Regions from separate parts of the Homo sapiens genome. Here region 1 is linked to region 2. A link is a loop called in an ENCODE intact Hi-C map of the cell type or tissue named here. Cell type or tissue: IMR-90. All regions are shown on one strand. Each heading gives the region's core, and the rest is flanking DNA. Links, peaks and the distances in the headings are about the cores only. Region 1 has its middle 100 kb from the start of HIVEP1. Region 2 overlaps ADTRP (androgen dependent TFPI regulating protein).

Region 1 (17,544 bases), core at 2,194-10,193, 140 kb before region 2:
GGGTGCGTCCTCTTTAACACCCCCATCTTGGAAACAGCACTGCAAGTCACTCTACCACGAGGCTCTGGAGATTCACTACAAACTCTGCTCTTACTCATCTTTAGGTTAGAAAGCATATCTTGGCCGGGTGAGGTGGCTCACACCTGTAATCCCAGGACTTTGGGAGGCTGAAGTGTGAGGTTCACTTGAAGCCAGGAGTTTGAGACCAGCTGCAGCAACATAGTGAGACCCCCCATCTCTACAAAGAAAGAAAAAGAAAAAAAATTAGCTGGGTGTGGTGGCACAACCTGTGTCCCAGCTACTTAGGAGGCTGAGGAGGGGAGATCACTTGAGCCCAGGAGGCCGAGATTGCAGTGAGCTGTGATCATGCCACTGTACTCCAGCCTGGGTGACAGAGTGAGACCCTGTCTCAAAAAAAAAAAAAAAAAAGAAAAAAAAGTATCTCCCATCCAGTGCATGATGACTAACAACTGCTGCCTGTGATGCTGATGACAGGGTTTTGTTTTATTGTTTTAATCTCTGCAATGTGAAATGTAAATAAAACCCAATTGTACTATCCGTAAATAATTGTCAATATTTCAGCAAGCTTTTATATAAGAAATAAATCTCAATCCTGAGAAAACTAGCTGCAAGTGGATTGGGATGTTAGCTCTCAGGGACTTTGTTTGTCCCCAGCTGTGTCCCCAGGTGCCAGAGCATATAGTAGTAGGCATTTAATAAGTATTTGTTAATTAAATGAATGTCTGTATTTTGGGAAGGGGTGATTAATGACAGGGATAACTGTTGTCGCTTCCTTCTCATACCTCCCCCCTCCCCACAAGTCATTTGACAGGTATTATAGCAGGGAATAAAGATGTGCTATAGAAAAACAGTATTTGAAGTATAGAAAAAACTGATAGAGGCCAGGTGTGGTGGCTCATGCCTGTAATCCCAGCACTTTGGGAGGCCAAGGCAGGCGGATCACGAGGTCAGGAGTTTGAGACCAGCCTGACCAATGTGGTGAAACGCTGTCTCTACTAAAAATACAAAAATTAGCCGGGTGTGGTGGTGGGCGCCTGTAATCCTGCCTACTCAGGAGGCTGAGGCAGGAGAATCACTTGAATCCAGGAGGCAGAAGCTGCAGTGAGCCAAGATTCTGCCATTGCACGCCAGCCTGGGTGACAGAGAGAGACTCCATCTCAAAACAAACAAACAAAAAATCCCCAAAAACTGATACCTATAATATTGACACATAGGAAATAAACTGTTAAAATACTTACTATAACAAAATTTTGAGGTAAAAAAATAAGAAAAGAAGAGGAATATTTTAAAAACTTATATATGCTGATACACATCTAAAAGAAAAGCTAAGAACCACCATTATTAAATAGCCTCATATTTTCTTTGACCTTTACCTTTTGAATTCTACTCTGTAAATGTAATTTATTTGCTTTTTGTAGAGAAAATTCAATTGTCTTATAAAAGTTGAATGGTAGGAAAAATAGAGGAAAGAAAGAAACTGTTTCTTTACAAAATCAGGATAATATATACATATGTTTATACCAGGTAGGTGAAACCCAAAAGTAGGTTATTCTACCTTGGGGCCCCTCTTTCCACCAACTTCTTTCTCCCAACTCCTCCCACTTCTTGAATATTTGCTCTCTTTTTTGCCCAGGCTGCCATTCATTCTACTGTCACTCATTGAATTCCACTGAGCACCTACTTTGTGGCAGGTGCACTCTGCAGCAGGTGCAGAGGTGAGCACGATGAATGGAATCCAACCTGCGTGGAGCTTATTCATTGGAGGGGAAGGCAGAGAATAAATAATCACAACTATAATAATATAAGAAATAAACAGCAACACCCTGTGATGAGTGTTGTGCTTAGGTCTGAGTTGCTAAACTCATTTGTCTATTTTTGACATTTGAACAAGATTATATACATATTAAATTAAAATAGATTTTATATATTAAAAGATTGTATTTCATAAAAAATACTCTTGGCTGTACTTGCCTCCCACTCTAGTTCCCCGTACAGGACTGGCCTCCAGCTCCACCAAAATATCTTAATTGTATCCCATTTCCTTGGTTTAGCAGACTCCATTATCCACGGAAATATGTTCCAAGATCTCCAGGAGATGCCGAAAACCGCAGATAGTATCGAACCCTATATACACTATCTTTTAGATCAGATCACCTAGACCGGGGCCCCCAACCCCCTGGGTCACAGACCGGTACCAGTCTGGTCTGTTAGGAACCAGGCTGCACAGCAGGAGGTGAGTGGCGGGCAAGTGAGCATTACTGCCTGAGCTCCACCTCCTGTCAGATCAGTGGCGGCATTAGATTCTCCTAGGAGCTTGAAGCCTATTGTGTGGAAAAATTGTCTTCCACGAAATCGGACCATGGTGCTAAAAAGGTTGGGAACCACTGACCTAGATGGCTACTAAATGACTTGTGGGTGGGTAGCGTATACAGGGTGGACCCACTAGACCAAGGGGGGATTCACGTCCCAGTGGTCCAGAGTGAGATCTCATCATGCTACTCAGAACAGCAAGCAATTTAAAACTTATGAATTGTTTATTTCTGGAATTTTCCATTTAATATTTTCTGACTGCAGATGCCCATGGGTAACTGAAACTGCAGAAGGCAAAACTATGGATAAGGGAGTTATTCTGATTCTCTAATCAAAGAAACCATGCTGAGTCATTACTGGCTGATAAAGAGCTGTTTTGTTGACCCTCGTTTAGAGATGCAATAATATCATACCCCCCAAAAACGGATATTTAAAGGGATTTCAGGCTCTAGCAAAGGACTGCTGGGGAAGGAATGAAATGGTTGATGCCTTCAAAATAACATTTAAACAGAAAGAGATTCGGCCTACTTGTAAGACTGTTATATGGTAATAACAAAACATTCCTTTAAGTGCTTTAGCTGTGCCTTCAGTAATAGCTTTGTGGTCTGAAAGAGATAGCAGAGGCTTCCCGAAGGTTTCACTTACGTGGTATTTCTGGTGATGAGGGATCTCTCTCCAGTAGTTTCTATACAATGTACCTGCCAAAGCGTTTGAAGGAAAGTATGACTGGCTGACAGAGCTAGGCTGCAGACTTTGGCCATGACCACAGAATGGAGACACATTTCACATTTATTCTTTGGAAATCCCGAGGCAAAAATGTTCATCTTCCTTACTTTGGGCTCTATGAAATATTCTATTTGACTTCCTCTCCAACAAGCTGTCTACCTCACACTTCTAAATTCACCTCTCACATTCATTTCCTCTCAAAAGCTCTTCCTACGCCAAGACAAACTCTCCTGAATTGTGTTAAACCCTGCTTGTTACTCTGACATTGCAATTCTCAGATGTCATGTCGTATTTCCCCAACAGAATGGCCTCAATCTCCCCATGCGATATGCTTGCAAATGCTTTCATGCTTGTTTATTTAATTTCAGTTCCAAGTCCATTTATTACTATTGTTACTACAGTGCTAAGTGCCTAATGCTACTCCTAATAATTGTAAATTAATGTTTTTGCTATCATATAAGATTATTATACAATTCATCCATCATTGTCATTATCATCATCTCTGAATGGAGGTGTAATCGTTAGAACCTTTTCAAATTCCTCCGCCTCATTTGTAATCATATAAAGTTTCTTATCATATTCATTTCTTTTTAAATAGCTTTATTGTTTTTGCAGAATTGCTGAGTGTTCATTATAGAAATTCAAGCAACAGAGAAAAGTAATGAAAAAAGTAGAAATCACTCTAGATTCTACCATTAAAATTTTAACGGCCATTCTTTTGGATATTATTTTATATTCACATGTAGATACATGTATAAAATTTTACACAAATGAGCATTACCATATATACTGTTCTATAAACTTTATTTGTAGTCAATTAAATGTATTGAGCATCTTTCCGTGTGAATACATTTACCATAGTTATTAATCATTTTTAGTGTTTTCATAATACCATCACATACATGTTCTACCACCGTCCCCAACCTTTTTGGCACCAGGGACAGGTTTCATGGAAGACAATTTTTCCACAGACCAGAAGGGGGCAGAGGATGGTTTTGGGATGAGACTGTTCCACTTCAGATCATCAGGCATTAGATTCTCATAAGGAGCGTGCAACCTAGATTCCTCGCATGCATAGTTCACAATAGGGTTGTCACTCTTATGAGAATCTAATGCCACCACTGATCTGACAGGAAGCGGAGCTCAGGCCATAATGCTCGCTTGCCACCCACCTCCTGCTGTGTGAGCCCATTCCTAACTGGTATTGGTCTGTGGCCCCCAGGGTTGGGGACCCCTGCTATACACAACACTTTGCTATAAACATTTGTTGTTTCTCAATTTTTACTGATCTAAACAATGCTATAATAAAGGCTCTTATGCATAAACTTTTTTGAACTTGTGGTATTATCTCCTAGGGCTAAATACCTGGAAGTGAAAATTACTGGGTCAAAGGCTATGCAGTACTACACCTTAATACATATTTTGATACACAATGATTGGTTGTAATCAATCCACACCAACAGTGTGTGAGAGTTTTCTATCTTGTCTTTTCTCATAACATCATCTCTGTGCCCAAAAATTTTAGGGGGAGGGGGCTGCTAATTACCGAGCTGGGTGAACAATAAAGCAGTAGTAATTTTGGACCGTGTTTTTCTCATGAACAGTGGGAAGGATAACACCTTTATAGTCTTGTCCTATTCCACTCCTTTGTTTTCATCATCTGAATGGATAATTTTACTGAAACATCACACATAAGGATTTTATGACAGTCAATTTATATGAGCACCTGAACCCATTATACAGCATAATTCATACTTAATATAAAGTGACAGTTGTTAGCAGATTGCACTGGCATTCCCTTCAAAAAGACAGTTGCTCAACAGGAATCATTCTGAATCGATTAATCAAGCCACAGCTCTGCTATAAGGCTGTGGTATTCTGACATCAGGAAAAAGGAACTAGTGCATTCTGAGCAATTTTTGCCCACATACTTTTACATTGCTGAGCTCATTAAAGCCATTAGGTCTTTGACAGAGATCTTATCCATCTAACATCCTCAGCCTCTTGAAATGGCTATGTGAAAAACTGGCTCATTTCCTCTGGTTTTTGTTTGCTAAAGTGGGTATAGTGAATTAAAAAATATAAATGCTGTTGACTTACAATGGGATTACATCCCAATAAACCCACCATAAGATGAAAATATCATGCCAGGAATGGATTTAATACACCTAACTTACTGAACATTATAGCTTAGCCTAGCCTATGTTAAATGTGCTCAGAACACTTATATTAATGTACAGTTGGGCAAAATAATTTAACAAAAAGCCTCTTATAATAAAATATTGAATACATAATGTAATTTATTGAATACTGTACTGAAAGTGAAAAAAAGAATGGTTGTGTGGGTACTTGAAGTAAGGTTGCTACTTAATGTGTGTTGCTTTCGTACCACTGTAAAGTTGGAGAATTGTATATCAAACCATCTAAGTCAGGGACTGCCTGTACGTACAGATGACCTTGAACAAAACGAGTTGAATTGTGTGGGTCCAGTTATACGTAGATTTTCTTCCACTTCTGCCATCTCTGAGAGAGCAAGATCAACTCTTCCTCTCCCTCCTCCTCCTCAGCCTACTCAATGTGAAGATAATAAGGGTGAAAACCTGTGATGATCCACTTCCACTTAATGAATGGGTTATAGATAGATAGAGAGAGAGAGAGAGAGAGAATCTCTCTCTGTCACCCAGGCTGGAGTGCAGCAGCTCAATCTCAGCTCACTGCAACCTCCACTTCCCAGGTTCAAGTGATTTTCCTGCCTCAGCCTCTTGAGTAGCCGGGATTACAGGTGTCCACCACCATGCCCAGCTAATTTTTTTAGTAGAGAGGCGGTGTCATCATGTTGTGCAGAGTGGTCTTGAACTCCTGACCTCAAGTGATCCACCTGCTTTGGCCTCCCAAAGTTGAGATTACAGGCATGAGCCACCACACCTTACCCCTGAATAGTAAATATGTTTTCTTAATAACATTTTCTTTTCTCTAATTTACTTTAAGAATATAGTATAAAATATATATAACATACGAAATATGTGTTAATTGACTGTGCTATTGGTAAGGCTTCCATTCAACAGTAGGCTATTAGTAGTTAAGTTTTGGGGGAGTCAAAAGATACATGTGAATTTTTGACTTAGTGGGAGATGGGTGCTCCCAATCCTAGTCCCAAGGGTCAACTGTATATTTCTGTGATATGAATGTAACCGGATGAGGGCATGGTAAATCTTTAAAAATGTAAACCTGTTTCTGATGTGATTATGGTCTTGGGAAATTGATATCTTAATTAGCTCTGAAATCTGCCATAATAATCTCAGAAAAATTGGATTTGAAAAGGTATACAGAAGTGAAGAGATATTCTGGAGACGATAGTAGGAATTACAGTAGTGGAGATAGACCAGGATCTCCCATTCAATGGAGTTTTATATTCTTTGGGGTTATTCTCAGGTCTGGTGTCTTCATAATAATGAATTTCGCCTCTAGAATCATGAAAATAGTCTTCTCTATGGGCTTTGACTAGCCATAGTTCCAACACTAATGACTAACTCTCATCTTTAGAGATTCTGAATTCATCATTCTGGCATGTGGCCTAGACAGCAGTATTCGAAGAAGCTGACATAAAGCCGAGGTTAAGAACAATTGATTTAGATAAAGAAAGACATTCAAAATAAATGATTCAGTGCAAAGTGTTTTTGAAATTCCTTCAGTGTTCCTTGCATTTCATTCAATTCCAACCAGTTAAAATTCTCCCATTACTGTAATTTTACATTTAAAAGCAGCTACATTACCCATAAATGAGGGGGATGGATTTTTCACAGTGATAGAAAACTATTACGGAAGTAATTTTCATGTCGCCGCTGTTGACAGGATGAAGCTACTGCAGCAATACTGCAAGCATCGCTGCAAGGTAATGTTAGAATTCTCTAACATTACCGTGCATGTGAATCACTTGGGGAATTTATTAGAACTGAGATTAGCAGGCCAGGCTCCTACAGATTAGGGTTTCTAGGCCGGGAGAAAGCCAGTGAACTGCTTTGTCCCAGGCACCCCAGGCGATGCTGATGCCAAGGAACCTTGGACCACACTTTGCTAACTCTGAACTGTAGGGGTCTAGACTTGCTGCAGAATGGATCATGGTCTCCCATATGGTGGACTTTTAAAGCCTTGGTAAGAGCAATTTAAGAAATGTGAGATCGTTTGAGCCGGGAAGGTTGAGGCCACAGTGAGCCATGATCATGCCACTGCACTCCAGCCTGGGTGATGTAGTGAGACTCTGTCTCAAAAAAAAAAAAAAGAAAGAAAGAAAGAAATGTGAGAAGGACTTCAGCATGCTTTATTTTATTTTCAGCCAGCAGGCTTATGCATAAGTCCTCACCTGTTCTTAGCAGCCTTCAAATAACTGCCTGAATCTCACTGTCAAGAAAGAATTACTTGAGAGAAAAAAAATTGCATACTTCCAGCTCACCGTTTTGAAAGGGTAGGAGATATAAGAATGAAGGAAGTAATGCACACAAGTATGGTATATGTACATTGATAGAAGAGATACAGAGAAAAAGAAAATAAACTTTTTTTTCTATTTGCCAATGGTAGGCAAGAAGGCAAAATTAAATTTAACTCTGGATATCTTTAGGTGGTACACTATTGGCAGAAATACCCATTCAAAATTGGTTTAAGCAAAAATAAATGTATTGACTCAATTACCTGGAATTGTTTATGGGCAAAGGTAGCCTCAGGCACGATCTGCTTCAGGGTTTAAGTATGTCACTTTGTTCTCTCCCAAGGCCCTCTTTCTCTTTTGGGTTAGCTGTAAGCCAGGCTATATGTGGTGCTCCCAGTAGATCCAGGCTTTCTCCAGATGGTTAAAGCAGCTACAAATGTTAAATTCTCACATCATTAAATCTAGCTGAAGAGAGAGAATACTTGCTTTCTATCTTTCCCAGCAGACTTGCCAATATGTATTACTGGCTGTGTAATATGAACCAATCACTATGGCTAGGGGTATCAGGTTTGCTAATTGGCTTAAAGGCCAGGGATATCCCATCACTGGGGCTGGGAGAGGACTCATCTCCATCTGGAAGCATATGGACTGATGGGGATGGCTGTGATTTTCCAGAGGAAAGTCTGTTTAGCAAACAGCGTGCAACATATGTGGTCTACTGAGGACACAAAGCCTTGACTGTCCACTAGAAATAATGTATGATGAAATTTTTTTCTCATAGCAATGAGTGTGCTTTAGAACATATTGAAACACTTCTGAACACTGAAAGAGCAAGAACTACCACAGATTTTTCCTGCACAAAAGAGGTGAGGACTGAAACCAAGGATTATATACTGAGGACTCAGCACTGTGACTTGGTCTTGACCTCCCTGAGCAAATGTGGAATTAATTTAAATTTAGCAAGAGATAGGATTTATAATAACTAAAGGTTGTCTGTACCTCAAACTCCAGAAAATATAAATTGGCATTTCTGTAGATATTTTGAAACATGAAACGTGCACAAAATAATAAGTTGTTATTGTGTGAAAGGAGTTTATCGAATTTTCACATATTCCCTGCTCCCTCAACCTCCCACCTTCCAAACTTTTTTCAGAAGACAATTAAAAACAGTGTATCTTTTTTATAGGTTTTTTTTTAACCTACTTTCAGCTGTCATGTAGGGTCCTCTGTCTCATCTCTGTCTGCATTGCTTCCCTTTGGTTTTGAAATTTCGCTTTTGCTGATGAACAATACAGTTAGGAGTTACTGTGTTCCATTAATCATTCTAAGAGTGATTTACAGACTTACAGCATATATACTTATGTATACCTATTAATACAAAATAACACAAGATAAAAATAAGTAAACATGATTTAGTGAAATAAAAATAAGTTGAAAAAGTCAAGTCAAGCCAAGTCAAAGGAGAGCTCAATCTATAATATGTGGGCCATGAGAATCACCATAGTTTGTAGAAGTCCATGGATGTGTCTCTGAGGTTTCTAGCAGCCAATACAGAGAAAGATGATGTAATGATTATTTATCTGATTCATAAAATAATTAAGGTCAAGACACAACTTTCCCTGGTACTATGTCCCCAGCAAATTTCCTCCTGTGGGTCTCTGGCAAGAAGACCCTGTGTGATGCAGTGAATGGAGTCCTCAGTTAATCAAGAGTGTGTCCAACATCAAATTTCATAGATTTGTTTCCCACAACGCAATGCATGCAGGTTGATGCCACAGTCTTGAAAAAAAAGTCTATTCAAAGAAGTTCTATGGTGTTCAGTTAGAATGGAGATAATTAAAAAGTCAGGAAACAACAGGTGCTGGAGAGGATGTGGACAAATAGGAACACTTTTACACTGTTGGTGGGATGGTAAACTCGTTCAACCATTGTGGAAGACAGTGTGGCGATTCCTCAAGGATCTAGAAGTAGAAATACCATTTGACCCAGCCATCCCATTACTGGGTGTATACCCAAAGGATTTAAATCATGCTGCTATAAAGACACATGCACACATAGGTTTATTGCTGCAGTATTCACAATAGCAAAGACTTGGAACCAACCCAAATGTCCATCAATGATAGACTGGATTAAGAAAACGTGGCACATATACTCCATGGAATACTATGCAGCCTAAAAAAGGATGAGTTCATGTCCTTTGTAGGGACATGGATGAAGCTGGAAACCATCATTCTCAGCAAACTATCACAAGGACAAAAAACCAAACACCACATGTTCTCACTCATAGGTGGGAACTGAACAATGAGAACACTTGGACACAGGAAGGGGAACATCACACACCGGGGCCTGTCGTGGGGTTGGGGGAAGGGAGAGGGATAGCATTAGGAGATATACCTAATGTAAATGATGAGTTAATGGGTGCAGCACACCAACATGGCACATGTATACATATGTAACAAACCTGCACGTTGTGCACATGTACCCTAGAACTTAAAGTATAATAAAAAAAAAAGAATAAACAAGGCTATTCCCACCCCCCCCCCGCCAAAAAAAAGAAGTTCTGTGGTGTTAAATGGGAAGGACAAGGAGAATGGAGACCAGCTTTCTGATGGTCTGGCTTAATTCTGTAGAAGGTTTAGGTTACTTGGAGAAATGGATGAATTGCATATACTTTAGGCAACATTTGGTAAATAGTGCTTCTCTCCCTGAACTTTTGCTAACATTGAGTAGCAGTGATTTTGAAGTTAGCTATATTGTTAAACTCCTCAAAAGAGTCCTGGAATATTTTGCTTATTACATGTAGTTCTATATACTTTAGAAAATAGCCTAGCTGATGATTGGGTTGATATTTTCTATGAACGTTAAAAAATCTGTTGGAAAGCTCGCTATTTCAGCCTACCTCTGTGATCCAAAATATTCCCTGAAAAATATTTTGGTAGTGAAGCTTCTTTCTATTGATATGAGCTTTTTGAAAAACTTGAAGGCAGTTTTAAAAAAATGCAATTCATAGGCTTTCAATTTAGCTTACAAATCTTACTCTATTTTTAAGTCTAGTAAATTTTATCAGTTATTTTTAAGGGGTTTTTAAATTCAGTTTGGTCATATTTACAGATTTTGCTAAAATGTTTAAACCTTCAAACGTTTAAAATTTTGTTTATAAATTTGACACGTTTAATTTAGTTTTATAGGACATGTATTTCAATTTTCTCAACAACAACAAAATCTTTCTGAGCATTTAAGTCTTATATATTGTAAAATTTCCAATACTAAACTAAACTTAGTAAGATTTTAGTTTAAAATCAGAAGTCTACAATGAGAGTTACAAAACACTGCTCAAAGAAATCAGAGAAGACACAAATGGAAAAGCATCCGATGCTCATAGATAGGAAGAATCAATATCATTAAAATGTCCATACTGCTCAAAGCAATGTACAGATTCAGTGCTATTGCTATCAAACTACCAATAACTTTCTTCAAAGAACTAGAATGGGATAAAATATTTGCAAGCTATACATCTGACAAAGGTCTAATACCCAACATCTATAAGAAACTTATACAAATGTATGAGAAAAAAACAAAGAACCCCATTAAAAAGTGGGCAAAGGACATGAAAAGACACTTTTCAATAGAAGACATACATGCAGGCAACAAGCGTATGAAAAAAGCTCAATATCACTCATCATTAGAGAAATGCAAATCAAAATCATAATGAGATACCATCTCACACCAGTCAGAATGGCTATTACTAAAAAGCCAAAAAATAACTGATGCTAGCGAGGTTGTGGAGAAAAGGAACACTAATGCACTGTTATTGGGAGTGTGAATTACTTCAACCATTGTGGAAAGCAGTATGCCGATTCCTCAAAGAGCTAAAAGCAGAATTACCATTTGAACCAGCAATCTCATAACTGGCTATATACCCCAAGGAATATGAATTATTCTACTATAAAGACACTTGCACATGAACATTCATTTCAGCAATGTTCACAATAGCAAAGTCATGGAGTCAACCTAAATGCCCATCAATGACAGATTGGATAAAGAAAATGTGGTACATACATACCATGGAATACGATGCAGCCATAAAAAAAATGAGATCATGTCTTTTGCAGGAACATGGATGGAGCTGGAGGCCATTATCCTTAGCAAACTAATGCAGGCGCAAAAAACCAAATACTGCACGTTCTGACTTGTAAGTGGGAACTAAATGATGAGAACTCATGGACACAAAGAAGGTAACAACAGACACTGGGATCTACTTGAGGGTGGAGGGTGGGAGGAGCGGGAGGAGCATAAAAGATAACTATTAGGAACTGGGCTTAATACCTAAGCCCAGTATGGTGATGAAATAATCTGTACAACAAACCCCCGTGACATGAATTTACCTATGTAACAAACCTTCACATGTACCCCTGAACCTAAAATAGAAGTTAAAAAAAAACAGAAGTCTATCTCAGTTACTTATTTACATGTTTCAAATTGGAGTTATGAGATTGTCATTCTATTAGGTCACATTCTCTTAAACATTACATCAATATGAAATACTAAATATACACAGAATCCTTCTCAATCTGTAAATATTAAACTGTGGTTTTGACTGTGTAAACCTTTCTATACCTTTTTTCCCTCCAGGCTAAGAGAGTCATACACTTTAAAGAAGACGAATACCATCCTAGTTTACTGAAGTTATTCTGGCTAAAAATTCTATCCAGACATTTGCCTCAAAGCTACCCTCACACTCGCTTTTTCCTCTCAATATTTATTTAAAAAATTTTTAACTGCAATATTAAAAGACTTGTACAGTGAACACTCATATACACACCACCAAGACTCTACTATTAACATTTTACTATGCAGGCATCCATCCATCCCTCTGTCCTCCAATCAACTCATTATTTTCATGCATTTTAAAGGAAATTGTAGACATAAATGTACTTCCTTCTAAGTATTTCAGCAGACATAATATTAACTAGAGTTCAATATCAATATACATTTTCTTCTTTTGATATAAAATAATCAAATGCATAAGTTTGAAACGTACAGTCACTGAGTTCTGACCAATGGTCACACCTGTATAACCAAAACTATGATTAAGATATAAAACATTACCATCTCCCCTTAGAGTTTCCTCATGTCTCTTCCAAGTCAATTCCTTCCCCCACCCGCAGAGACTGTTTTACCTTTTTTCCACCATAGATTAATTTTGCTATTTCCAGAGCTTGATATTAGTGGAATCAGCCACTGATATTAGTAAAGCCAGCATGTACTGTTTTGTATAAAACATGTTTCATCCAGCATAATGCTTTTGAGACATATCCATGTTGTTGCATGTATCAATAGTTTGTTTCTTTTTATTGATGAGTATGCATATACCCTTGTATGCATATATTACAACTAATCCATTCACCTATGGATCCATCCTGGACCATTTCCAGGTTTCGGTTAGTATGAAACAAGTTGTGAACATTCTCATATAAGTCATTTTGCTGATTACTGAGTCCCTTTTAAATTTTACTGTTAATATGTCATGGGATGCAAAGCTTAAAAAGACATTGTTCTTCTAAGCACATCTTACATAAATATCTCTGAACTCAGAGAAGCCTGCAACTCCTACCCAGAATGAATAGTTTTACATTTTCTTGGCTTTTATTATACATTCATGTATTTTCCTTTTCACTCTAAAGACTTTTTTTTTTTTTTTTTTTGAGACGGAGTCTCGCTCTGTCGCCCAGGCTGGAGTGCAGTGGTGGGATCTCGGCTCACTGCAAGCTCCGCCTCCCGGGTTCACGCCATTCTCCTGCCTCAGCCTCCCAAGTAGCTGGGACTACAGGCGCCCGCCACTACGCCCGGCTAATTTTTTGTATTTTTAGTAGAGACGGGGTTTCACCGTTTTAGCCGGGATGGTCTCGATCTCCTGACCTCGTGATCTGCCCGCCTCGGCCTCCCAAAGTGCTGGGATTACAGGCGTGAGCCACCGCGCCCGGCCCACTCTAAAGACTTTTGATGATAGACTACTAATATAATTAAAGGGTAATTTGTGCCTGACTTAATGGAATCTTGAATTATTTCATATTCTTAGGATAGAACTCATAGGGATAATAAAAAATGGAATCCAATGGTTTTATCTGAGTTGGAGGTCAGACCCAATAATCTATTAATGAAAATAAATATATTTCTAGGAAACAAAATAGTCTAAAGCCTTTGAAAAAGTGAAACTGCTACTTATTTTCACTTGGGGGTGGAAAATTTTTATGTAAAAGATTGCTGTTAATCTGTAAGTATTTGTTTTTCCCTTGTTTCTCAAAATTAGACCTCCTGAGTTTTAGCTGAGCTGGGCCCACCCAAAATAAAAACATTTCTCAGTATTTTATATACCTAGGTGTTTTCACATTATTAAATTCTGGCCAATAGGATAGAAGCTAACTGTTGTAAGTGTATGTGACTTCACTGCAGAGAGGGGAAACCCCAACAGAACCAGCCAGTTATAGTGAGTGGAGGAGGCAGAACTCAGTGTTCCAGAAGGCTGAGGTGACTAGAATTTGTGAGTCCGAGTATCAAGAAGAAGAACTGCACACATGAGCATCTCCAGAGATCTGCAGAGCATTCTGCTAGAGTCTCTCATTGAGTTCCCGCCAACACCTGGGTGGTGTTCAAACTCCATGAGGCCAAGGAAAGAACCACTAGAAAAGAGTAAGCCAAATGCTTCCCAGAGTTCATTCACATTGAGAAAAAATTGCTTTATCACCAGCCAGAAAGTAGAGACCTCATAAGGCAAGGGTTATTTGTTAACGTTCTCAGAGGAGTCCTGTCTTAGTACAATGACTTAATTAGCCCTAGAGTAAAAGCCACTCCATACCTGATCCAAAATTTGCTTATAAAGAACATAAACATATAGAACAGATGGGCAAAAAGTTTTAACAACATGCCACAGCAAAGTCCAGCACTCTTTACAGAAAGAAAACAAAATTCCAAACTCAAAAATGTAAAAATCTAAAATGTCTAACATCTAACCAAAACTTAAGAGGCATGCAATGAACCAAGAAAGTATGACCCATAACAACACAAAAGCCCCAAAACAAATAAACACAATAAAATCAGACCAAGAAATGACAGAATTGATGGAATTAGCAGACAAGAACTTTTTTAAAAGGCCCAAATGGAACTTCTATATGTGTGTGTGTGTATATATATACGTGTGTGTGTGTGTATATATATATGTATATGTGTGTGTATACATATATATATACATATATATACACACACACATATACATATATATATATGTAAAACTTCATCTTAAAACATTCACTGGAAGGAACTAATTAAACTTGTCCTTCTCCTAAAAATAAAAATCAGTGGACTTGAAAACACAGCAAGAGAAACCATCCAAACTCAATCACAGAGAGAAAAAACATTTGAGAAAATTAATAGACACTTAGTGACTTTTGGAAAGATATAAAGCATTCTAACATATGTATATTTGGCGTCTTGGAGGAGCAGGGCCACAGAGGGGAGGATGTCAAAATATTTAAACAAAAAATTGTCAGAAATGTTACAAATTTGATGAAAACTATAAACCTACAGATATAAAAAAGCCCCCAAAACCTTAAGTAGAATAAACATAAAAATAATGACACTAAGAACATGATATGCAATTACTAAAACACAGTGATAGAGAAAAATCATAAAAGCAGGCAGAGAAAAAAGACATTATGTACAGAACAACCAAGATAAGAACGACTGAATTCTCATCAGAAACCACGTAAGCCGGAATACAGTGCACCGACATTTTTAAAGTACTAAAATCACAAACCTATCAAACCAGAAAAAGCAAGTTAGGGTTTTCAGTTTTGCATGTAAGATAAGAAGCTTGGAAGTTGCCAGTCTGCCCTAACAGCATGTTAAAAGCTGAGCATACTGAAACATTAACAACTCTTCTATGATCTGAAAGAGAGGTAAGGACGTTATTCCCACGATTGGAGAGACAGACAGGCAAGTGCAGGGAGTTACCGTCTTCCAGAGCAGAGACTCACCTGTGGAAACCACTGTGGGGACCGGTGCTGGGGCAGGAAAACCTGAGCTCTAATTTACAAATTGCTGGAGAATCAGGGCGAACAAGCCTGAGAGTTAAAAACTCCGGAGCAACCCAGTCTAGAGCGACTACCAAATATTTGTGAGTTTCACCTCTAGGAGCTTGATCAGATTCTCACAGAAAATATCAGAGAAGAATCTCTTCATGCTTTCAGCAGGAGGTGAGCAAAAGGAACCATTTAAAACTACGCCAGAGCAATCTGTTCTTAACAAGGATTACCCTCGGGAGAAACTAGTTAACTATAGCCTCACCTGCTGGGGTATTGTCAGAGTCTAACTGACTTGGGGGAAGGGACATACCCAACTCTGGTCAACTCTAACCTTCCATGTGAAAGAAGGAAAATACCCAATTCCAGTGCACTCCATCCATTCTCTCCCACCTAAAAGGGGAGAGAAAAAAACAAACAAACAGAAAAACTTGAGAAGTTCACAGTTGAGACACAGGTCGAGTGAAAGACTGAAACTTAATCATAAGACTATAGAACACTTTCCCTGTCCCAACACATTAATAAAGCTTATTTACAGCAGTTCCTTTTACCCAGTACATCATGTCTGACTATCAAGAAAAAATTACAATGCATATTAAAAGGTAGAACCCCCCCACCCCAACAATTTGAAGAGACCAAGGAAGCCTCAGAACCAGACCTGGAAGGGATTTTGGAATCATCAGGCCAGACATTTCAAACAATTGTAATTGATACACTAAGGGCTGTAATGGATAAAGTAGATAACATGCAAGAACAGATGGACAATGTGAGCGGAGAAATGGAAATCCCAAGATAAGACCAAAAATAAATGTTAGAGATCAAAAACACTGTAAGAGGAATGAAGAATCCCTTTGATGGGCTTACTAGTAGACTGGACTGGCTGAGGAGAGGATCTCTGAGTTTGAGGACATATCACTGGAAACCACCAAAAGTGAAAAGCAAAGAGAACAAAGATTGCAAGAAACAAAAACAGAATATCCAGGGACTGTGGGACAACTACAAAAGGTGTAACATATATGTAATGAGAATATCAGAAGGAGAAGAAAGGGAAATAAATGGAAGAAATATTGGATACAAAAATGACTGAGAATTTCCCCAAATTAGTGTCAAACACCAAACCGCAGCTTCAGGAAGAGCATAGAATAAGAAGCAGGATAAATGCCAAAAAAACACACTTAGGCATATCATTTTCAAACTATAGAAAAATCAAAGATGAAGAAAAAAATCCTGAAGGAAGCCAGAGGGGAAAAAATACCTTGCCTATAGAGAAAAGAAAATAAGAATTACAGCTGACTTGTCCTCAGAAACCATCCAAGCAAGAAGAGAGTGGAGTATAATATTCAAAGAGTTTAGAGGAAAAAACCCACCAACCTAGAATTTTGTACCCTGTAAGATTCTCCTTCAAAAGTGAAGGAGAATACTTTCTTAGACAAGCAAAAATTAAAGGAATTTGTTGTCAGTAAACCTGCTTTGCAAGAAATGTCTATTTTCTTTCACCACTACACAATATATTCATGTAACAAATGTGCACATGTACCCTGTAAATTTATGCAAATAAAATCTATTTAGGCAACAATATAAAACTTATAATAAGCAAAATACAAAATAACATTATAAGTAAAAAATATTTTATAGAGAAGTTAAACCATACAGGTGAGAAACTCAGATCTACATAAATAAAGACAGAACCAGCACTTTGGGAGGCTGAGGCGGGCAGACCATGAGGTCAGATCAAGACCATCCTGGCTAACGTGGTGAAACCCCGTCTCAACTAAAAATACAAAAAATTAGCCAGGCGTGGTGGCACGCACCTGTAGTCCCAGCTACTTGGGAGACTGAGGCAGGAGAATCGCTTGAACTGGGGAGGTGGAGGTTGCAGTGAGCTGAGATCACGCCACTGCACTCCAGCCTGGGTGACAGAGCGAGACTCCGTCTCACAAAAAAAAAAAAAAAAAAAGAAAGAACATTAAAGATGGAATAAGTCAA
Region 2 (15,100 bases), core at 1,307-9,306:
AGTAAGGACTGCGTCTCACTAGTATTGGTCCTTGGGCTTCCTGCTGTCACTTCTCTGCCCGGTGTTCTCTCTATCCTTAGAAGAAAGGCCTACTTACCTCTCTCCACCACATTGCTTCTTTCATAGAACATTGGGAATCACATATACTCCTCCCAAATCCTTGCTGACCAACTCCAGTCCAAATTTCCTTTTCCTTTCTCTGATTTTCACAGCATCTCTCAGTCTCTGCTGATTTATATGTAGTATTGTTTTCTAATTCCCTCTCTCCCTGCCATGTGAGTCTTAACATTCCAATCAAACTTTGGCTCCAAAACAGAAGTTTTTTTTAATCTTAGGTCCTTGCCAACCCTAACTGTCTATATTTCTACCTTGAATTCAGCACAGTGGCTGGCACAGGATACCCAGATATTAAAAAGCTGCGACTTGGTACGTTGACGTGACCTCAGCCTTTCTGCATCCTCAAGCAGTCCCTCTCTTCTGGTATCTTCTGGCCCTCGTAAATAAGCTGAGAGGGGCTTGCCTGTGGTGATTTTCTTTCTGAGCTCCATTAGGAGTCATCTTGAAAGTGTGACCTAATGAAATGCTTCCCAACTGGTGAAGATGGGTTGAGTGTATTTCAGAGGATCGATTTAATGTAGATTTCGAATATGTTGCTTAAGGTGAAATATTGGACCTGCAAATGTCTAGCTCTTGAGATTCATGGGCTGATTAATGGTTGTGTCTCCTAATGATTAATTAGTGTTCATTCATGACTAATTAATTGGTGGTTGTGTTTATTAAGTCATAAAGGTCTCACAACTTACGCTCACATTCTTATATTTATTTTACCTCACCTTGGGGAAGTTAGTATCCAGTCCTGATTACCAGAAAATTTACACCCCTCCTCGTAAACAGCTTGAATTTCTAATTGGCTGAGTATCATTTTTGTCCCCTTTGTAAGAGCAAAGCCCCCTTTTGTGCCAGTTGGCACTGTGAGCATTGCCCCAGTTCCCCTTGAAGCTATCCCAGGGGACTGGAAGGGGAGACAGACAGGAGACAGGAGACAGACACGAGTTGCACTGAGCTACTCCCCTGGGGTTGGTGGTAGTGGCTAAGGTGCCATTGAGAATTGGTCAGGGTGACCCATTTCTGACTAAGGAGAGTGAAGGTAGGAGAGGACAGATGGGAGTCTCTGCCTAATAAGAGAGTAAACTGACCTCAGTGAAGGGGCCACTGATTCCCTGCTGGGAGGGAGAGGTGGTATTTCACAATGGTTACAATTGCGATCTCTGGGATGGTACCTCAGTCCCACTGCTTACTGCCCCCGAGACCCTGGGCTAGGCACTTCTTTGTGTCTTTCATTTCCACGTCTGTCAAATAGAAATAAAAATAGTACCTAACCATAGGGTAGCCATGGGGGAGAAATGATCTGACAGGTGGGAAGCGCTCAGAATGGCGTCAGCAGGGTGTTAGGCAGTGGACAGTGGGGAGAGAAGATGGGGAGGTGATGGTGAACTTCTCTGGGTAGAGAAGGTGATGCAGGAGGGTGACTTAGTAGAACATCAGTCTCCTCACTGAGCACCTAGGTTGTTGCGGGGTGGAGGCCAGCAGGAGTCATCCACCCCCTTCCCCTTCATGGCTACTATTTCTCCCTCCCCGAGCTGCATGCCCCATCTTCCCAGCTGGAGAAGGACCACTGTCGAGCCACTGCTCTCCCTGCTGTAGCTGCCCGCAGGCACCAGGCCGTCCTGGTGGTAGAGTCTGCAGGCTCCAGCAGACAGCCATGCAGAATGGGGAACCCCAGAGGCTAGGCGTGAGACCAAGGCAGTGCCATGGGTGTCCTCAAGCAGCTTAGGTTGGCTCAGATCATCCAGTGCCTGAGTCCTCCACAAATGCTATGTCCCTTGCTCTCTGTCCACCCCATTTCCATCCAGGGACTGTCCCTAATCCCAGAGAATATGAGCTAGGGGGTTTAGGGCAAGGCTCAGCAGCCACAGCTTGGCTCGCAGAATTCATTCAGTTTATTAGGGTTTCCTCTTTTTAAAGATAAGCTTCCTTCTGAAACATTGTTAGAGGTGGGGCCACATAACTGGGATCTCCAGGGGAGATTCTGAGTGGGCCCCTCCCTCCCCACGCCCCTGACACCCCCTTCAACAACAGAAGCATGACCTTTCCCTCCCTTTTCATAAGTTGCCCAAGCCCCAGGCAGCTCCGTCGTCATCACCCTCAACTTCTCATGATGACAACAGTGGCAATACCACATAAGTCCTTGGGGTTGCTGGCCTGGGGCTGGGGGAACAGAGGAGCTGGGAGGCCTCTATGGGTCTAAACTTCAAGGCAGCCTGTGAACAGTGAGAAGATGGGGTTGAATTTATAGTATGGCACCCACTTCAACACTTGGGGGACCAACCTTAAGTAATAATCTATGGCACTATTTATTTATTTATTTATTTATTTATTTTTGAGATGGAATCTCTCTCTGTTCCCCCAGGCTGGAGTGCAGTGGCACAATCTTGGCTCACTGCAACCTCTGCCTCCTGGGTTCAGGTAATTCTCCTGCCTCAGCCTCCTCAGTAGCTGGGACTACAGCATGCACCACCATGCCTGGCTAATTTTTTTTGTATTTTTAGTAGAGATGGGGTTGCACCATGTTGGCCAGGTTGGTCTCAAACTCCTGACCTTGTGATCCGCCTGCCTTGGCCTCCCAAAGTGCTGGGATTACAGGCGTGAGCCACCGCACCCAACCCCTATGGCACTCTTCAGCAACGTGGAGTCAGAAATACACTTAACTATTTCTGCCTCACAAAGATGCACTTCAATAGCTGAAAGGGTAAGGACTGAGAGAACTATGTGATAGTCACCACCAGCACCCAAAATAAAGCAGCTATAAATTATTGAGCAAGTAACTATGACAGCATTTTGGTAGGTTCTTTGGACGCAGTATAGAGATGAGTGATTGAAGACCTGGCTTCTGAAACCAGAACACTGGCTGTGCTCACTTGCTGTGTGATTTTGAGTGACTTGCCTAACTTCTCTGTGCTTCAGTTTTCTCATGTGCAGTGGATACTCTGATAAGGCACCCAGATCCTCATACCTCCCCAGCGCTGAGGTACTCAGTCCCCAGCTCTCAGGAGTGTTGGCTGCTGATGGTGCAAAGCTGAGATCCCCTCCCAGAATTGCCCTCAGCAGAAGGGAGCTGCCTCGACCAAGGTTTAGGTCCCTCCCTGGCGTTGCTGCCTGCCATAACTGGCATCCAATATGGGGTGCAAATGCTGCACTCCCGGACAGCTCTGAACGAGCAGCTCAGCTCAGAGCTCCTCAAGGGATCAGCTGATTCCATGCAACTGCCCAGCACTTAGCCTCCCCCACTTCAATCCTTCTCCCTTTTTGCCTCTCATAGATGTCTGAGAGCGTTCTTCAGTGAACATCCTGCAGGCACATCTCAGAATCTCAGATTGTTTCCCACGGAACCTGACCTGCATCGTGTAAAATACCAAACATACAGAAAAGGTTTCTCTCCCTCCTCTTCCTCCTCCCCCTTCTCCTCATCATCTTCTTCCACTTCTTCTTTTCCTAATTCCAGATAAAGACACTAACACAGAGCTTTCCCTGGCCTGTATTATGTTCTGATACCTCACCGACAATTTCTGTACCTAACTGACATTCCGTGAATGTTGGTTGAATGAGTGAATGACCAGAACATGGTTCTAACAGGCATGAGGCCATCCCATCATGAAGGTGTTTTATCCCACAGCCACCCTACTGCTGTACTGAAGCCCGTTGTCCTCAGCTATGCGACATTGGCCAAGCATTCTGGTACTTCTTTCCAACCTGTCCCTTGATGCTCTTGGTCTCATTTTTCTCTTCATTATTCCAAACTGTGGTTCTGCACATTCTTTCTCCTCCTGTGTTCTTTATTGCATCCTTTAATCTCAGTTTCTTAAGTTAAATGTGTATGAATGATGACAGAAATCCTATATTCCATACGAATACAGATATACTTGGCAAAGTACCTGCCCCAAACACAACCACCACTGTTATATAAAGGACTCATCACAGCCCCCAATTGCTGTTTTCTTCTGGTGTAGTCTTCCACCGCAAATTCTTGCATCATTTCAAAGGAGAGAAATAAGAAAGTCCCGCCTGGCTGAGTCAGGCACAGTCCTGAGTTAGGTGTTGGATTACTTGACTCATCCAATAAGACTTGTAATGTCTTGCTCAGGAAACTTGTGGAATCTCCCTCCCTGGAATTACTTTTTAAATAGAAGAAATTCTCATTTCCTAAGGTAGTTTAAAGAGAGAGGGCTCTGGCTTAAAGGCAAGAGATAAGCTTGATGACTTGGAAAGGCTAAGCTTCCACGATTTGAAGATTTTTGTGGGTTTGTGAAAACACATGAATGTAAAAACTAAATATCCTTTAACTGCAGTTTTTTGAATTGCATTAGTTATTTAAAAGTGTCAATTCAGCTTTGTCGCAGGTGTTAGTTTGTCAGCTAGCAACAGAAACAAAAGACAGCTAACGAACTCAGAAGCAGCATTTCAGGAAAAGGCACGGAACACGCAGTGGGAACAGAATTAGGGAAGAACCAGGAGAAAGGATAAATCAGGGAGCAGCAGGTCTGAAATAAACTTAGAATAAGTAGATGCCGTTACGTCTGGGCTTTTCTGGGCGGCCAAAATAGCTGTGAAATGTAAATGATAGTAATTTTGTTGTAAGAGTCTCAAAAGAAGACCAGTTGTGGCGATCATATTTTAATGCTACTGTATAGTTTCCTAGGGCTGCCGTAACAAACTACCATGGACTGGGCTTACACAACAGAAATTGATTTTCTCATAGTTCTGGAGGCTGGAAGTTGAAGATGTGGGCAAGGTCGGTTTCTCCTGAGGCCTCTGTCCTTGGCTTGCAGATGGCCGCCTTCTCCCTGTGCCCTCACGTGGTCTTCCCTCTGTGTGTGTCTGTAGTCCTCATCTCCCTTTCTGATAAGGACACCAGTCATAGTGAATTAGGGTGCACCATCGTGACCTCATTTTAACTTCATCACCACTTTAATACAGTCATATTCTGAGGTCCTGGAGGTTAGGATTTCGACATATGAATTTGGTGGTGGTTGGTGGGGGATATAAATTAGCCCATAACAGCTAACATTGCCTCCCCTGATCGCTCCGTCTGTTATCGTGAGTCAAGCTCATCCTGAGTTTTATAAACATTGCATCGTCTTTGGAGAATAAGCAGACCGTTCGGGTGGGATGGGCTGATCCACACCTGTCCCTGCTGCCCTCCTGGAAGCCTCCCCATGGAGCCTGGGAGAGGCTCTCTCGCTCTCCGTGTGCCCCAGCTGCTCCTGGCAGCCCCTTCACGCCCCAGCTCTTGCAGGTTTCTTTTCCTTGGCGGCTCCCTAGTGCCTCCCTCCTGAGCCCCCACGCGGGGGTTCCACCTGCTTGTGGTGAATTCGGACAAAGACGCCTCAATGTTGAGTAAGCTCGATGGCGACAGGGCTGCCTGGCACACACCGTGGGCACCTAGAGAGGCCCGTGTGCCATAAGCCTGAGAAGTAACCGTGAGCTGGGGTGGAGAGGGAGAGGGGATTGACAAGTTGGAGGTGTAAAGCAAGTTTTTATTGATGGAGAAGGCCCGGAGGATCTGAGTAATGCGTTCTTTCCCCCAATCCGATTTCCACATCCTGTGACTGGGAGAGGCAGGAGAAAGTCAGGAGGAGCTTGACTCACGATGACTCTAGGAAGCTCCAGCCTGAGGAAAGCAGGTCACATGGACTTCACACGCCGGGCGGAGGCGGCCTCTCCCCAGAGAGGGAAGGCCTGGCCCAGGCTCAGGATGGGATTAATTGCCCTGCTGATAGAACAGCGCAGGCCTCTTCCCCTGGGCCCAAGCCTGTGCCTGCTCTTCCTAACTACAGCAGCAGCCTGGCCTGCTGCGGCCTGAGCGGCTGGAAGTGAAACCAGGGTGAGGCGAGGCTACTGGTGGGGGAGGGAGAGAGGAGGGAACTTCTCCCAACTCCCTGTGCAAATGACTACACATCCAAATTCTGCAGCCCTGAGGGTGTGAATGTCAAAATCACCAGCAATAATGAGAAGTATTAGGGTGGCAACCCCTTCCTGCCATTTAAAGCTGTTGCCCCACCCCTCCCTGGGACACCCCTTTCTGGTTCGAAAGCTCCTCCACCCCAGGGCCCATGATTTCCTATCTTCTGGCTCTTCTACCCCCGGCCGTTCTTTAGTACCTTTATGTCCCTTTCCCTTCCTGTCCCTTAGACAAGGACCTTTCCCTGCTGTCTGCTGCCTGCTTTTCTGTTCTCCCCTCTCCTCTCTCCCTTTCCTGCAATCTTGTTCCACAGGAGGGCTCAACAGCCTGCATCTCCCCAGCCCCGCCTCTCTTGAGACTGCAGGGTCTGAATTTCCAAACGGAAGTTCCTCCAGGCAGGTGGTTCTCAGCCTCAGCTGCCCGTGATTAGAATCACCTGGGAGGATTTTAAAAATCCCAACCCCTAGGCCCTAGCCCCAGACTGATTACATTAGAATCTCTGGGGGTGGGAACCAGGCAGCGGTGGTTTGTGAAGTGGTCGTTCATTCTCCCACCTGGAGATAATTGTCTCTCTTCTGACCTCCCACAATGCTTTATCTGAACTACGCTCAGAAACCTGATAATTTTTTTTATTTTTTCGAAGTCTAGCTCAAGAACAGGACTGCTGGGTTTGACATCTACCAGCCAGGAAGCTTTAGGCAGGTTTGTTTCCTCGTTTGTAAAATGGTGGTGGGCGGGGGAGTCTAATGATAGGACTTGGCTCGTAAGGTTGTTATGAGAATGAAACACAGTTCAGTGCCTGGCACATACCAAGTAATGAATAAAAGTCCGCTTTATAGCTTTGAGTAGTAAGATTTTTGAGGGCTAAACTTGGGTCTCATTCAGTGGTTCTAGCTTTAGCCTACATAAAGATTAAATAATCTTTTTCTACATTTAAAATCTATATTTTATATTCTGTAAAGTGTATCTTAATAAGGTTGGCCAAAAATTTCTTTTTTTTTTTTAACTTTTATTTTACATTCAAGGGTACATTTGCAGGTTTGTTATATAAGTATAGATTATTTTGTGACCCGGGTAATCAGCTTAGTACCCAATAGGTAGTTTTTCAATTTCTCCCCTCATCCCACCCAGATAAACAATCTTTAACAAGCTCTGGAGAAGCTTCTTAAAAAACAAACTCTTGGACCCCATTTCCAGAGATTTTGATTCCGTAGTCTGGGATAGGATGGAGGTCCTGCATTTCTAACAAGCTCCTGGGTGATGGGTGTAGCTGGTCTGACCCACCTCTGTATCATTTCCTGCCTACGCCCTCAGCCCAGGAGCAGCATGTGGCTGACTTTGCTAGGTCTTTCCTAGAGTCCAGAGCTCAAAGATTGTTCCCCAACAGCCACCTTGATCAATCCCCAGCCCAGCTCCCCAGGCTCTAGAACCTTCCTGACTTATACCCTAAAAGCAGAGTCCAGACCACCCCTCTTGTACCAGTCCAGGGCTTTCAAGGATTTGGATGGATTCTGTCGCAAGCCTAACTTAACCCCACCCCCCAAACTCCATATCTTCATGACCTACCAGTTCTTAAATGAGAAACCACAGAACTGTACAAAGCAACAAGAATGTACAAAGCTTGCCTTCCATATCGTATTACTTTCTTGAAAAATACCCTCCTTCTCTTTCTCCTGGCTTTGGGGGCCACACAGCACTTAGTAACCCACCAGCGCTCATGGCTTGCTCTATCCCCTTGGATTTAAATTGCTGCCACGGCCAGATTGTCTCGGTGAGGCCTGCAGGTGCCCTATTTAAGGAAGAAAGTGCACCGGCTCTTCTTCGGCTGAGCAAGGCACCCTTTTGTGTGCCTTTCTTGGGAGAGCACAGAGATTCGTGGTGGTCCTCTTGACCTGATTCCAGTTTCTCTAGTGAGATTTCAGCACTAGGCATTTTTCCTAATTTTCCTTCCCAGGAAGACTCCTGACTCTGTCCACCCTGTATCTGCCTCTTTGCCTTTGAGCTGTTTATTTGGTTCTTCCAACCTCTGTGCCGTCAAGGTATCCATCTCCTTACATTCCCCTTTTAGGCTGACTCTTTATTTTGTTTCCATGTTAGCTCAAGTCCATTACACTAAATACTGTACACATTATTGTCCCCTAAACAAATTTGCTCAATCAGTCTTAGCGAGCAGGGTCAGGACCCAATGAGCTGGAAGCCCAGCCCTTGAATTGGCTCTCAACCAAAACAACCCAACAGCCCTCTCCCTCTCAAAGCCACATTACTCTCAGAGGGATGGAGTTTTCCATCAGTGAAGAAGGTATTAATTAAAGTAAATGAAAATGCCCTCATTTGTTGTAATGGATTTAGCTCTTGCAGACCATTTTCTACGGGGTCACCTGCCTGGATGATGTGCTGAAAAGAACCAAAGGGGGAAAAGACATTAAGTTCCTAACTGCCTTCAGAGACCTGCTTTTCACCACTCTGGCTTTTCCTGTATCCACGGTAAGTTTCAAAGATGTGTACATAATCTAACAGAAATGTGCATATGGACAGACGCTTCTCCTGGGCAGCCAAGCTGTTTGGGAGCCCATAATTGGAAACCACACCCACTGCATTTACAACAATGTCCTGTCTGAGGACTGCGCCACATTGCCCAGTGTCTTTAGGAAATATGGCACATTAGTGATCAGCTTTATCACTAGCTTTTGTACCTCTGCAAAGGCTTGGTACAAGGTCCTTATTGCCGTCTAATGGGGAAGTTTGAAAGACCTTTCTTAATCAAAATACAACTGAGACAACCTTGGTTCCATCAGGGTGATGGGAATGGAGAGCCCTGGGGAGGGAGATGACGAATTTTCCCCTTTTATACATCTTGTTTCACTTGCTACGATAAGTATATGTTACTTCTGCAAGTGGAAAACCATCAAATAATTTTTTTTTTGAAAAGAGATATGAGACCTTCAAAGGTGGCACATGGAAAAGACAACCGAGGAGAGAAAGACAGCCTGGTGTGGGGTACACAGTGGGTGCCTCATTCATGTTGCTGAGTGGATGGATGTCAGGAAGAAGTGAGACATATGGCAGGGACAGTAAGCTGGTATGCTGATGCCATCCACATTTCTATGACATTGTTCATGTTTTCCATTCGTTAGCTAGAATGGAAATAAACAGAGATCAGGCATGCTGGCTGCCCAGCAGGGCCTATAATTAGAAATGACTACCTTCTTCTACCTGTCATTGTCCTGCTTCCTATAGTACAGAACTTAATTTAAATGCAAAATGCAACTCTCCAAGCCCTAGTGAGTTCTCTGATAACAAAGCAAGGATACCTATTACTTTGCAGGATACCTCTACCTCTGCCCACGTAAAATCTTCTAATGACCAAGCTTTTTGGTTTTGGGGGGTAGGGGAGGGGTTTGAGATAAAGTCTCACTCTGTTGCCCAGACTGGGGTGCAGTGGTGTGATCTCGATTCACTGCAGCCTCAACCTCCCAGGCTCAAGTGATCCTCCTGTCTCACCTGGCTACTTTTTTGTATTTTTGGTAGAGACATGGTTTTGCCATGTCGCCCAGGCTGATCTCGAACTCCTGAACTCAAGTGATCTGCCTGCCTTGGCCTCCCAAAGTGCTAGGATTACAGGCATGAGCCACCAAGTCTGGCTATAGCCAAGTTTTTAAAATCAACAGTGAAGTCTGTTTATTTTTTGAGGCTTAGAAATGGAGTGTGTGAAATGTCAGAAGATAGGAAGATCAGAAGTTTAATAGTTTTTAACTTCCTTATCTATGCGTTGACTTCGTAGCATAGAGGATAGATGCTTTGACAAGAGAGGCAAGGAGTACAAGAGGAGATCAATTCAAAGTTCTGAGCACCAGGGAGATCCAGCCCTCAGTCAGCTAGCTTGTGCATTTTCCAGGGAGATTGGCACTTATGGTTCTCAGGCTTCCTGCTTCCCCTAGCCATGCCTATTTAGAGGGTGGACAAGGAACGTGTATGACTCAAGCTACTCCATGTGCCTACTCTCAGCATTCCTGGTGAAAGTTTAGAAAAAGAAGTTATTGGTTAAAATAAATGACTAATGGTCTGGGAATCCTGTTTATTCATATCTTCTCTGCCTGCCACGATGACAAATAATTGATCTCTAACTCTCTGGCACATTGAGGAATCCCCAGAAAGAGCAGATATAGCAATGAAATAAAGGGAAGAATGCTTATTGTAGAATTACTGTAATGTATATGTACTACATTCCTATAATGTATATGTAAGATATCTTTAAAATGGTTGTCTGTTTTTATTTAGCTGTGTTTCCTTGATTATCTTAGAAAGCTCTGATTAAAAACAAGCCTAATGATGCTATTTTTTGTGTTTTATTTTCCAGTTTGTATTTTTGGCATTCTGGATCCTCTTTCTCTACAATCGAGATCTCATTTACCCCAAGGTCCTAGATACTGTCATCCCCGTGTGGCTGAATCATGCAATGGTGAGTGAGGGGAAAATTCAGTGAACTCAGAACACCAATAGCCTCTGTACTGAAAACTCCACAGTGCCTTATCTATGTTTCCAAATGTCTCAATTCCCAGCATCCAATCTACCTCATCACTGTTTATTTAAAGGGCATATTGAAGGTATGAAATGAACACAAGCCAGTGCTATAATTACAGTGAGTCTACTGAGAACACAGGAGATGTCCAGGTGAGAGTCTGCCATGTTGCTTAGGAAGTCTTTGAAAAGACACACAGTTCTGAGAGGACAGGCCTGAAAGAGAAGTGACTTCTGCAAATATGTCATAAACTTCCGATGTGTGGATGGAATGAAGTAAGCTTTAAAAAAAAAGCCCACCCCAACATCCAAAGAATATCTCATAGCTGAGCAGCAGCTACTTAAGTAACACACTTTGTCACGATTCTGCATCACAAATGGGATTAACATTTACATATTTCTAGGAATACATTTCCATTTGGTTTTTTATTCAGGCTTGTGTTTTGGAGAGGCCGAATAGTAAACAGAGGCTGTTCTGAGATTTTTAGGTCACTGGAACCTGAATATCAGTAACAGGGACCCAAACAAGCAAGGCTGGCATGAGGTTGCCAGGTCTCGGTTGGAGGAGGATAACTGAATCATCGGCACAATGTGAACAAAGTAATTGTTCAAATACCTAACTCAGCTTCTCAATACTTACAAATGTATCTCCACATCAACCAGGAGATTATAAAAAGGTCTCAGATTCTGTGAAGGTAATGACATTTAAATACCCAGGGGATAGCCGGGTGTGGTGGCACGCTCCTGTAATCCCAGCTACACAGGAGGCTGAGGCAGGAGAATCGCTTGAACCTGGGAGGCGGAGGTTGCAGTGAGCCAAGATCGCACCATTGCACTTCAGCCTGGGCAACAAGAGTGAAACTCTGCCTCAAAAAAAAAAAAAAAAAAAAACAAACCAGGGGAAAGGCACAAGGAAGTGGCATGTCAAGACTCCTCAAAAGTTCACTCACAGACTTTCTTCCACCCTCACTCTTGCCCATCTTTCCATGGTCTTAAAACTCACAAGATGACCAACTCAGAAAAGCAACTCAGTCCACTAACACTGCCCCTGCCACAAGCCCCAGTCTCCAGAAAAAAACTAATTTCAGCTTAAATTTTGTGCTCAGTCAGTTATTGATGATTGACTGACTAATAGACCACAGCTCTGAACTCTTTTGGAGTTCAGGACCAGAACTACCTTACGTAAGTCTGACCTCTCAGGAACCCTCCTCCTCTCAACTTTTTCTTGTCAAACTCTTCACCTTCCCAGTTTCCCATGAATGTTAATCTGAGACACTGATGTAGTGAATATTCCTGCTTTTTTTTTTTTTTTTTTTTTTTAAGAAATGGTACTTTATATTGTCCAAAGCATGTTTTTCAGGTATGGGCTCATTTAATTCACACAGCCTTCTTTAGAGAACTACTATAATCCTGATTTTTACAAATGAAAAAATAAGATAAAATAAAAGCTCAGAGAGGATAAGTGATGTGCCTGAGGCCACTGAACTCATAGGAGGCACAGCTAGGATGGAAATCCGAGGCTAATGCACCCTTCGTTGCCTTTTGCTGCAGTAAGTCCAGAACTTGTGATTCGATCTGGTTTTGTTTCCTAATTCACCAGGCAATCAAAAGGACCTCGCTTTGCTTGATCAATACAGCAAAGTGTGAATTCTTACTTAAAAAAAAAAAAAGAATCCTCATCTGTATGCTACTAAACCAAAATTCTAAGAAAATGAAGAGATTTGAAACTACTGGCTGAGCTAGCTGTTACTAAAATAATAACAAAGCAGAGTCTTATAAGTATCTTTTATGTGGTGCCAAATGCACCTAGCAAACATCTTCTCAAGGTTTGTGTGCTCATCTTGTAGCTTTTTTCACAATGACTACCATCTCCCCCCCACTTCAGGGTTGATGTAAAGTTGGATTTCTTTCAAATAGTTATGATGATGGTGTCCAATATTTGTGACCTTGCTAAATAAACAGCCATATGGATTTGTGATAATTTTGGAAGCAGAGAGCTGGATAACATACATCACATCCGTGAGCTAATTAGCAAGGCAGATACTGTGCAACGGAGATGCTTAAATATTTTTGTGCCTCACAAGCTGAGGGGTGCTGTGGACCTTGCCCCTTGCCCTTTGGTCATTCAAGTAACCTGAATCCCTCAGAGAAAAGGAGCAAGGGTCAAAGGAAGTGGAACAATGGTGACAAGGAGAGAAGAGGAGGAGGAAGCTACCCCAGGTCATATACAGATGTTTCTGTGTTTCTCTTAGTTTGATTGAAGAAACTCTCAACAGATCCATCTTAGGAAAAATGTTGGTATCAGCAAAATTGGCCTCAGGTGTCCCTAACACAGTCATTCCCAAACTTCCTGCCTTCTTTTGGTGTCTGCTCCAAATTAAGTGTCCTAATAAGTATATCTCATCTCTGTCTTCTAGACTGTGTTCCTTGTTCTGGACATTTTCTGTCCTCACTATTAAATGTTCTTGGCCTATTGCCTCAAGGAATGTTCTCTGCCAAGTTCTTAAATACTAGTGTGAACTCATGGTAGAAATGGCTGCTACTGTGTCAGTTTGTTAACATTTCCCACATTTTGCCAGTGCCTGTCCATGACAGTCCAAAGGAAGGAATACAATTCTGGGAAATCACCACTATGGCAGCCAGAGTAATGACGGGCAGTCCGGCTGGGCATTTGGTACTAGGTGCCTCTGCATGGGGCTGGCCCTGTCCCCTGTACAGCTCCTTTTTCCTTTCCACAGTAGAAGAACAATTGCCTTCCATCGCCAGTGCCATGCTGTCCTGAAAGCTTCTTTCATTTCTCAACACTCCCTGTGTTTGCTATTTTAGCCTTAGCTTTGGAATATTTTCCCCATTGCCATTTATGATGCTGCCCCAGTTGTTATGAGTAGTATCTGTCAAAGTAAGAAATACCACTCTCCCCTTGGACACAGTGTGGTTGTAGGACCTTCATGATTAATCAAGTCTTTGGACTGCTCCCAGCTCAACCCTTGCAGCTCATTGGAAACTTGTCATTGCAGCAGGACTGTTCTAAGCACATTGTGTCTCTAACAGACATTTTCCTGCCTTTGTTGTGTATTCAGACTAAATAGAAACATCAGTGAGATATTTGCATCCACCGTGGACAGGGCACCTTAATTAAAGTAGATCAATCTGACTGTTTTAGTGCTAAGCAGTTCTCCAGTCTTCATAAAACAAGGGAAAGAACAGCAAAGTAGCCCTTCAGGTTTTGCCAGGAAAACATTAACTCCTCAGGTCTTATCTAAATGCCTACTAAAGATAGAATCAGAGCAGACAGATTTAAATAGCAGTAAGAGGACTCTCAGTAACTGAGAAAATTATCAGATCCTAACCCGAGGGGAGCTGGGGGACTTATTTCTCTGGAAATCAACCTAAATTGTTCAGGTCGCCCCAAAGGAGAGGTGAAATAGATCAGAGAACTCCTCAGAGCCCCTTCTATCTTTGAAAATAGTACATGATTATTGAGAACGTGTGTGCAAACTTCAACAGCTGTCAAGGACTGCATGAATGTAAGGTATTCTCATGTAAAACTTAAGAATTCCCAGCCAAGATCCACTAGCTTATTCTCAATCCATGATCACAGAGTCTTAGAACTGAAAAAGTTTCATTGATGTTAAGGGGGGTTTCAAAACAATCTGCTATTGAGAGACAGGACCTTCCCTGGCTCTTTAAATTGGAGAAAGTCCCAGATACAGCCACCTAGTTATTTAATATGTTGTCATTTATTCACTTGAAAAAGAGCAGTTAAGTACCACTATGCGTGTGACACTATGATTGATATTTATTGAGGGTTTTGACATCTAGCAATCTTAAATCTGGTTGAGTCTAATGTACACACACGAAGTTGAAATAGTGAGTGAATGCTTACACAAGGCAGTGGCATACTGGTGTTAGGCGGAGGGACATGGTTATTGCTGAAGGAAGAACATGGACAGGAGGGGTTCTGTGCCCTACCTGTCCTGGCCTGACTGTAACTCATGAGCAAGGCATGGCTAGTTGGCCTGGATGGCCTTTGAGCCGTCTCCCAGGGATGTGCTGGGAAGTCAAAATGCCCAGGGAGTAAAACTTAAAATCTTCTAGTTTCTCCCTCAGTCATAGCATGCAAGATGATATCATTAGCATTCTGACCCAATCACAGATTTTTCTCTGCCACCCATAAGCTTGGTGTGAAATTGTTGGGCTGCTAAGTGGGGGTGAGTAAGGTCAGCCACTCTTCATCCCAAGCATTGCAAACTCCTCCCACCCTTCCTGATTCCTCACCCTCAATTCAGCCCCAGCCCTGGGCATAGGTCACCCACAGTCTACATACCTTGGTACAACTCAGTGGTTTTCAACCTTGAGGGAAGAGGCTCCTCTGTGAACCTGAAAATATCTATAGACTGTTTTTCCAGGAAAATACAAATACCCATAAAATTTTGTGTACAATTTTAGGAGGCTCATGAGCCCTCCAAATTCCATTTATGGGCCTCTTACCTAGAACACCTGACATAACTGAACATACACTTGAAAAGAAGGTCCCCAGATGATTTCCATTGCTGAGTTCAA

What was found. Hi-C counts contacts between places; a loop is a spot of excess contacts. Peaks named below come from ENCODE experiments on the same cell type or tissue, not always from the same donor. Only the 100,000 strongest peaks of a DNase experiment are listed, where the experiment ranks them.
Region 1: it touches region 2 in a loop (2.3-fold over the local background); 2 of 110 quality-filtered maps call a loop at or near these places.

The regions. Positions count from the first base shown.
Region 1 is chr6:11,899,142-11,916,685 of GRCh38, reverse strand. No RefSeq gene overlaps it. Among named protein-coding and RNA genes, the nearest start is that of HIVEP1, 100 kb to the left of the region's middle. RefSeq lists a silencer at 15,656-15,950. In IMR-90, for the core only: no CTCF peak of the experiment used is centred there; a DNase peak (open chromatin) is centred at 6,625.
Region 2 is chr6:11,761,652-11,776,751 of GRCh38, reverse strand. It overlaps ADTRP (androgen dependent TFPI regulating protein), which reads left to right. Exons shown (of 6, transcript NM_032744.4): 2 at 8,369-8,503; 3 at 10,377-10,478. Among named protein-coding and RNA genes, the nearest start is that of ADTRP, 9.6 kb to the left of the region's middle. RefSeq lists enhancers at 5,219-5,742, 5,562-5,856, 5,743-6,264, 6,265-6,788 and a silencer at 13,194-13,436. In IMR-90, for the core only: no CTCF peak of the experiment used is centred there; DNase peaks (open chromatin) are centred at 4,141, 5,091 and 5,721; H3K27ac peaks cover 3,146 bases.